2 separate regions of the Mus musculus genome follow, and region 1 is linked to region 2. Evidence: chromatin contacts called from ENCODE POLR2A ChIA-PET data. All regions are on one chromosome and are shown on one strand. Each heading gives the region's core, a stretch centred on a gene start or an enhancer-like site at or near the end of the contact. The rest is flanking DNA. Distances are from core to core; before and after follow the strand shown.

What was found. ChIA-PET counts read pairs that join two places held with the same protein, here RNA polymerase II (POLR2A).
Region 1: POLR2A ChIA-PET joins it to region 2 with 17 read pairs in Patski. The contact joins the promoter of Map3k4 here to the promoter of Agpat4 in region 2. POLR2A ChIA-PET finds 5 or more read pairs at or near these places in 2 of 5 experiments (Patski and embryonic stem cell).

What each region holds. Positions count from the first base shown.
Region 1 is chr17:12,316,656-12,321,315 of GRCm38, reverse strand. Map3k4 (mitogen-activated protein kinase kinase kinase 4) reads left to right here and starts at 2,656. Exons shown (of 27, transcript NM_011948.2): 1 at 2,656-2,818. The coding sequence starts at 2,688. It overlaps 4732491K20Rik (RIKEN cDNA 4732491K20 gene), which reads right to left and starts at 2,463. Exons shown (of 2, transcript NR_045290.1): 1 at 2,144-2,463.
Region 2 is chr17:12,117,538-12,121,793 of GRCm38, reverse strand. Agpat4 (1-acylglycerol-3-phosphate O-acyltransferase 4 (lysophosphatidic acid acyltransferase, delta)) reads right to left here and starts at 2,510. Exons shown (of 9, transcript NM_026644.2): 1 at 2,379-2,510.

The sequences.
Region 1 (4,660 bases), core at 1,407-3,906, 200 kb before region 2:
ACACTATTGTTAAGAACATCTGATAAATGGTAATTTTAATCTATAGGTGGAAATCTAAATAACACTAGGAGTAACTAGTGTAGAAACAACACACAACCCAATGAATGTTCCCTATCTCTTCTGTGGGCTCTTCAGGTGGACAGAGGAACCTGAGGATAGCAAGAGCTGAGCCACAAAATCTATCTTTCTTTCTGAACCTGAGGATAGCAAGAGCTGAGCCACAAAATCTACCTTTCTTTCTTTCTTTCTTTCTTTCCTTCTTTCTTTCTTTCTTTCTTTCTTTCTTTTCTTTCTTCCTTCCTTCCTTGAGCCACAAAATCTTTCTTTCTTTCTTTCTTTCTTTCTTTCTTTCTTTCTTCCTTCCTTCCTTCCTTCCTTCCTTTCTTTCTTTCTTTCTTTCTTTCTTTCTTTCTTTCTTCCCTTCTTCCTTTCTATGCAGTTTTTATTAATTTTCTAGGATCTTCCCAAAAGAAAAAAATTCAAAGAAACAACCATATCATGATACTTATTACACATTCTAGACAAAGAACCCTAACTCTGTGAAGAAGTGTCAGGAACAATAGGTATCTGAGAGTATATTAAATTCTAGGGGTGCTACTCAGAAAGAGAGAGATGGTGTGGATGTGGGCCTACAGCAAAATAACAATTATTTTGGAGTTTGCTTTTTCAGGTTTACAGAATCTTCAGTTACCAGTCTCCAGTGATCAAGGGCATCTTCCAGCATGGCTCTTCGAGGTGGCCCTTCCCCAAAGAACCTTTACATCCTGTCGCATGCAAGAAGGTAGGCCAGTGGCTCCTTCTGAAGCCATTTAAGAGTGAAGTTAGCAAGGTGACCATTTGCCATGTTCTAAGGTGGCTTGTCTTTAACGCCTCCATAACAGTATTTGCTAGGTTCCTACCATGTATTAAGCCCTGGGCTCCTGACACTTGGTGACTGGGTGACACGTAGGTCCAAAGAATGGTTTCTGCTCCAAAGGAGCCAACAGTCTAGAGGTAAAGAAATGCTCTGAGAGTAAGCGGAGGATGCTGAGGTCTCTGGCCTGGAACCCTGGAGGCACCGGAGAGTGCTGCTGAGAAAGACCATTGTGAATCAGCTAGTCTATCTATGTATGTTGAGGCAAAAAGGCCCTGCACACAAACCGAGTTAGTATCAAGTAATCTAGGTCTCTATGCACATCGAGTGGTACGATGAGATGATGTAAATGTCTTTAGTTCCTTCTAGAATATGCGGTACCCAGTAGACAATGAAGGATAAAAAAAAGTCATGGCTCTTCCTGAGGCTGATTTGTGTTCAGCGTTTTATGAGTGGGAAGCAGTGTGCCCATTGGCTCACTTCCTGGCAGCAGTCAGAGGTTTCCTTATCGACTCTCCTCATATGCAATTTAAGGAGGGCTCAGGTTAGCCCAGTGTAGAGGGAGACGAAACTATCAGAATTACAGAGAGATGGGAAACACTCTGCAGAGCTCTCAGTGAAAATGAATGGGTCTTTAAAATTATTAGGATAGACTGAGTTCATTTCCTTTGAATGCTTCGTTTTGCTTTGTTCTCTCTCCCTCCATTAGGCAACTTCTCACGGCTGCTTCCTTAGTGTCTCCCGAAGTCCTAATGCAATATGTGCACTGAATAGTTGTTGACTGACTGCATGTTGTTGAATTAATGAAAGGGATGTCAACTCAGAAATCCAGCACTGGCAGACATTATAGATAATGTAGTCTACTGTAACAACAGCAAGAGTATGCTCTTTAATTACAGAGACATTTCTGTAACACAGCTGATTTCAGAGTATCTTTATCTTGCTTAGCTCTTAAATCTTACCTTGAAATTTTTTCTTTCAGTCAGTTAAAAAAATTTGTTCAAAATTTATATCTCTACATAGCAAAGCTAAAGAATCATTTTTTTAAAAAAAATCAAACTAAGTGGAAACAAACATATTTGATTCTGAATACGATTTCTGAACTGAATCTGGATTTCAGAAGGCATGATTGCAACTCAAAGGCTGTAAAGCTGCGCAAGCTAAGAATGACTGAAAGATGCTCTGCTATTTCAATTCTTTTAATAACTTCAAATCTTTACAACTTCTTTATCCCTTTCTTTCTTCTTTAGTGTAGCAACTGTGCAAGTTTCTGAAAAAGCACTTTCTAACCTTGGGATCCTGGGTGAGGACGGCGTCCTCTGCTGCCTGATTGGTGTGTCACTCTGATGGTCTGAGTCTGCAGAAGGCCCACACTTCCATGTCAGAGCTGTGGGCGTCTGGGTGACATCATCCTTATTCCGAAAGGCAGAATCCAGTGGCGCAGAGACCTTGAGCTCCAGTTTATGAAGCATTCCTGCTCGCCCAGACAACCCTACCTCTCCAAATGTCTCCTGTGCCCTTAGCCTCAGGACCTCCCGAGGCCACCCGCGGTCACCCAGCGACACCTGATTTACCACTGGCCAGTGCGCTCCTCCCTCCCGCCTCGCCCCGCCCAGGCGGACTCAGCCGCCCGCCGAGGCGTGTCCCTCGCTGCCCGCCGTAGCCCAGCGTTCGGCCGGCCGCCGTTCCCAAGATGGCCGCTGCGCGCACGGCTCCTGCGGCGGGCTAGAGGCGGAGGCGGAGTCGAGTCACTCCCTCACCCCGCGGCTCCTGGTCTTCCCGCACCAGGCTGCAGCTGACGACCCGCCGCGGTCATGCGAAGCTTGGTGCACGGATGAGAGACGCCATCGCCGAGCCGGTGCCCCCTCCTGCCCTCGCCGACACCCCTGCAGCCGCCATGGAGGAGCTGCGGCCAGCACCGCCGCCACAGCCCGAGCCGGATCCGGAGTGCTGCCCAGCGGCGAGGTGAGTGCACGGCTGCAGCTGCAGCTCGGAGGGAGCAGGGTGGCGCGTGAAGGGGGCGTGGGGTCCTCGGCTGCGCGCCAGGTGGGCGCGGAGCATCCGGACCTCCGGTGGCGGGAGGGGCGCGGTGCAGCGCGGAGCCCGGTGCTCCGCTTCCGCGCGACCCCTGCCCGGGCTCGGAGGCCAAGCTCCCGAGCGACCCTGGCCTTTGCAGTAGTGCTCCCCGGGGCCCTGCTGCAGACAGCCCCAGCTTGCCCCGGACTGCCGCTCGGGCTCGGATCAGTGATCGGATGGAAGGAAGGTGGTCCATCTTTCTCCTTTTTCCAGGAAAAGAGAGGCGACGTGCCTCTCGGCAGTTCCTTGCTCCTTCAGCCCTTTGCAGCGCGCCTCCCAGCCTTCTGTCCCCAGGGCGAAGCTTCACGTAACTGCAGACAAGGTTCCTTGTCAGAGATCCTTTTACTGTCTTCTAGCAACAGCCTGATGCAGTGTTGCGCACGAAAATAGCTAAGGGTTTATGTGTGAAACTTTGCTACCGCAGGAAGCTCCAAGATGGAACTTTGGTACCCAGAGTATCTGTTGCATTCTGCTCCGTAGAAGCTCTTTTAACTGCTACGAAGAGTCTCAAGTTTTAATTGGGAGGGTAAACTCACGGTGTCCTGATTTTGTGTTTAAATGCCAGTCCTTTGCATCTCAGGATAAACTTTGACTGCTTCCTGTCCCCTATAGTGAAAACACTCCCACAACTCCTCCTGGCTTAAGGTCTCGCTCTATAACCTCAGGAAGAAGGCAGTTAAATAGCTTTGCTTTTTCCTGCTTGAAGAAATAGCAAATTTATAGTTGTAGCGAGACCCGAACACGGGAGCCATTCACATCCTTGCTTGTCACCACTGGGTTGCCTGAGAGGAATTTTACTTTTTCAAAGCCGTGAGAGCTACTGCATTGTGTTTCTTAATTTCAAGATAGTTCTGTGACATCTTTTGGGGCATTTTCTTTAAGGAATAGTACAGGGTGCTATTAGAAGTCTTTTTTCAGAAAGTTCATAATTTTCTTAATGTATTGAGCTGTTGAGCAATTTTTACTCCTTTAATCGTTATTTTAGAAATAATAAATGTGAGTCCTTACTTAATGCTTAAAATGTTTTATCACGTAGCCATTACTTTTGTTAATTCATTTAATCTTTATAACAGTCTTATGAGTTAATTCTGCTATTCATCTCCTTTATGTAAGAGGAAACTGAGGCAAAAGGTAAATAGCATATATAAAGATTAACAGCTTGTAATGAACAAAAGTCTGGCTGCCTAGTTTGTGCCTTAATTATCACGAGGAAGAGGGATGATTTCATACCCACAGACCCGACATTATAATTCTATGTAACTGTTCTCGGGGGAGAAAATGGACTTGAGCGGTGTTAGGCAGAGGGATAAAAATCTGCTATCAAAACGCTGCTTTCCTATTGATAAACAGCCTTGCCTTCCAGCCAGGAGCCTGTCTCTTTGTTATAATAAAAATAGGTCAGGATAATGGGCCTCATCCAACTTTACGTGAACAGCAGTGTACAGAACAAGGAGATCTTTGAAGTATTTTTCTTAGCAACATTGCAGTTAATTTTACAATAGCAAATGCGTAGAGCAGATTTTTTTTTTCTCTTGGTGAAGCTGCTGCTTTGCCTTTTTGCTGCAGTAATGGACACTGCCTCCTCTTCAGTTGGCAGGGGTGACCTCTGGCACTATTACTGTCCATCTGTGGTAAGCGATGTTGCAGGGAGCTCCAGCTGTTTGTATGTGGTCCACATTCCTACCTATTCACAAGAGGCTCATACATTGCCGTATACATCCCGAATCTGCT
Region 2 (4,256 bases), core at 1,261-3,760:
AGGCTTAGCCATGTACTTCATCAGTAAATCAAGAGTCACTCAGAAATAGGCACGCCTCTTTCCCTGCCCACCAGACCTCCCTTCAGAACACAGCAGAACAGAAAGGGTGGCCTTAACCAACTCCTCTCTGAGTAGCCATGATTTAAGGCAAGGACTGGAATGACTAAGATGGCTCCCTCCTTCTCTGCCCTCGCGAGCATCCAAGCTACAGTCAAAGTCATGACATAGCCTGGCCTTCTGAGTCACCTTGGGGTACTTTGTTTCCACCCAGCTCCAGCTGTCTCCCACAGGTTAAACAAGTCACTCTTTCTCTGGATAGCTGAGAGGGGTCTGGTCTGTTTGGTTATTTACTACTTTCTTTTTGCATTGGGTTTGGGTCTGGAAACTTTCTGAGTGACATGCTGAGACAAGCCCACTACTCTCATGCTTTGGAAGGTCGGACGATAAGTCCATTGTCTTGTCCGGCAGAATGCTAAAGTAAGTTTGGCAAAATGAAAGTTGAATCATTATTCTGAGTACGTTTTTTTAATGTTCTGTACCCCTCACCTAATTCTCTTGTCTTTAACTCCATTTTTTTCTCTAGTTAGATTTGTTTGTTTTGAGGGTTTCTAGGGACGTTAGGCAAGTTTTCTACTACCAAGCAACAACCCCAGCCCTCTAATTTTGTGCCCTGTTCTTTAGCTCCCATTTGTAGAGAACTTTTGTATCTGAAATGCTTAAAATCTCTGGAACTATGGTCAGTTTTTAAGACCGAGATAAATAACAGTAGTGAGATAAAGAACATTCTAGAAACTACTGGTTCTTCCCGCTTCCACGTAGCCAAGAGGCTAGGGTTCCAAGCTATGATTGGGCTTTAATAACCTGAAAGTAACCTGAGGCCTTTTAAATTCTTACCACAGATAATCTCAGTAATACAGGACTCTATATTGGTACCAATAAGGAAGGAATTCTGGTACTGGGCATGCACATTAGAAGAGGGTCCATTATCAGGCTTGCTTCAGAGGTACTGAATATAAGCAGCACCCAAAACCACTAATGGGCCTGCCTTCTAAGCAATGAATTATTTGTATCAAGTTTTGTCCACCTCTGCTTATTACTGGGTAGGTGATAATTTCCTCTCGTGTCTTAGTTTTCTTCTGAAGGTTTGTTTTTTCCTCCCTACGTTGCACCAGAAGGATATCATACCTCTAACTTGGGAGTCTTAATTGTTTTTCTCAAAAGGAACCTTACCCACCCACCCCCGATATACAGAGACACACATGCACACATCCACACTACGTTTCCCTCCTCTTGAGATAACTTTTTCCCCCCAGTAGGAGATGCTGAGTGATAACTTCAGATGAGCAGATCCGTGCCAGGTTTGGAAAGACTAGAGGGTAAACACTGGGTAATCCAGGTGAGAGCACCACAGAACAATACCCTAGAGACCCAGCTGGGTAGTTAGCATTTCTTATGCTAACTGAACTTTGATTTGTGGCTAAATGAAGTTCAGAATAGAGCCAAGACTCGTTTTATACATGTTTAGACTTGTGGGTGAGCCTGAACAGCTGATAACATATTTACCAGTGTGAATTATCAGGTACTTTGCAACACTTTATTTCAATGCAGTATCCTCCTATAAAGAGTTAAATCCCCCTGCCCCTCTTAGTTTGTTCAATATCATGTCTTAAGAAATTAGTTAAGTTTCTAAAAGCTGCCCTTAATACTGGAAAGCTTCAAAAACATAAAAGAACTCCCTTTAAAAATCCCGACATATGATGGAGAACCCAGAAGCTTAAATTTAAGTAAATAAAGCGGTGATTACAAATGCCTGTTTCCTTGACAACTCCCCTCCCCCAGCCCTCCTGCGATAGGGAAAAACCAAAATGAAAACGAGAGGAGGGGGTATCTACAGAGTCACGTTGCGTTCCAGCGAGGCCCAGCCAGGCCAAGCCCAGGAAGGAAATACAAATAAATCAATTTAGATTGGGACTGTATTTTTGTGGAGTATATTTTTGTGGTTGTCATAGAAACACCAGAGACAGAAGAACGTGTTGCACGAAAAGAGAGCCCGTATATGTAACAGGAGCCATCGCTACACCTTCACGGTAGCCAAGAAAATGCTTCCACCCTGGGAGGGCTGCTCGCAGAGCCCCCAGAAAGCTCCTCACAATCTGGCACAAAGCAGTGGTCGCGGAGCCCCGGTGCTCCTCCCTCTGCCCCCACCCCCACCCCCGCATCATTCGCTCCAACCCCACCAGCATCCCGCTCCGAGCCTATCCCTTCCAAAGTACTAGGAAACCAGCCGAGCAGAGGGACCCCTGCCAGAGAAGGGCATCCGATCATCACACGCCACACCCCAGGAGAAGGTGCCTGGTAATCGTACCAACACCACCTACCTCGCTCCGGGCAGTTCTTTGCATTGGTGCTCACAAGCCAGAACTGCGAGGCAGGAGCCTGAGGTTCAGAAACTGCCTCTACTTTAGAGAAGCTGTAAGTCAGCCAACACTGGAAAGAAAAAGCGAGACTCCACCCAAAGGGGTGGACCCTTCGGGAAGGGAAAAAAAGGTGGTCCTCGGCTGACGTCTCTCCCCACCCATGTCACTTCCTTTTAAAGCTACGACTTAGCAGCTACTGGGAGGGAAGCTCGGACCCCGTGTAACATGAGTCACCCTCTCCTTCCAATGAGTGTAAAGAAGTGTCCAGCTCGGCCTCCTGTTGGAGCCAGATGGGGATTGGGATCGAGTAGTCACCCGCGTGGATAACAAAGCCATCCCAGTGGCCTGCCGCCACTCGCCCAGCTCAAGAGCCCTGTTGCATCCCCGTGCAAACAGCCTGAGAAACCTCGGCCTCCTGCCCTGGAAATTGCCCCCCCCCCCACGCCCCAAGTCCCCTGTGCCATTTCGTTTGGGGGTGGGGGTGGGGGGAAAACAGGATGAAAGCTGAAGCCCGCGCACTCTAGTGCCTTGCTCACCTCTCCTGGCCACCACTCCGCCAGCCCGGAAGCCCCTTCCAAGATCACGCCCAGCGTTCCCGAGACTAGGACCAACAGACCTAGGATGCCCGGAGCTCCTGTGGATGGATGCTCTCCTTCCAAAGCTGGGTGCCAGCGGGTGCCAGGACTGCCTACTCATGCTAGTGCGCACAAGCAGGCAACACACACATGCACATGACATTTACACTCTTGTTAAGTTAGCAAGGGTCTGAGCAGATTAACCGAACAGAGTCCTGAAACTTTAAGGGGGCGGGGGGGGGGCGGTGTTGGAAGTGCGCAAAGGCCAGGTCTGTGACATTCCTGGAAAGGTGAATTCAATCTCTGGGTGCCTAAAGTGCCCTTCAAATACGGGCTGTTCAAGACACTGTCGCAGATGTTTACATATTTACAGAAAGAATGCCCCGTGGTCGCTCTACTTTCTAGCGCGAGCAGTACTGAGAAGTTCCTCCTCCAGGCTGCAGAAGCACGGCAAATAGCTTGCCCTGCAGACAGGAGCCAAGAAGAAGGTACTCAAGAAGCAGGAAAAGGGTTTGGACTTTGACATCCTGAAGATCATCTAGAATGTGAGAGGAGCAAAGCCAAATGGAGTGAGGGTGGAGGGCATAAGGAAGAATCCAAACCGAAAGCCCATTTGTGGGGTGTAAAAATTAACTTGAACGGCTAGCAAGGGCTATAAAAGTTGTTAGTAAAGAGTTTCCTATAAGTACTGGAGAGATGAGGTGGCTCCGGGTTTAAGAGTGCTTACCGCTCTTGAATAAGTCAGGGTTCAGTTTCAGGCACCTGGCAGCTCACAATTGCCTTTAACTCTACGGAATCCATCACTCTCTGATGTTGGCCAGGGGCACCTGCATGAATGTGGTGCACATAAACTCACATAAGTACACACGCGCGCACGCATATACACACACACACACACACACACACACACACACACACATAACATAAATTACTCCGAATTTTTGTTCTTGGAATCCAATGTAATATTTAAGTTCTTGTTCTTGTTAACTCTAGCTTCTAGAACATTCAATCCCCTCTGGCCACATAGAGAAATGGTCTCAGCACCCCCTCTCCCCAGTAAAATTCTCTCTTATAACTTTTCAAGTTATATTTTGTGACTTTTTTTAAACATTGACCATACCATTTTATTTATTTTTTTTAAGATTTATTTATTTATTATATGTGAGTACACTGTAGCTGTCTTCCACACTCCAGAAGAGGGCATCAGATTTCATTAGAGATGGTTGTGAGCCACCATGTGGTTGCTGGGATTTGAACTCAGGAC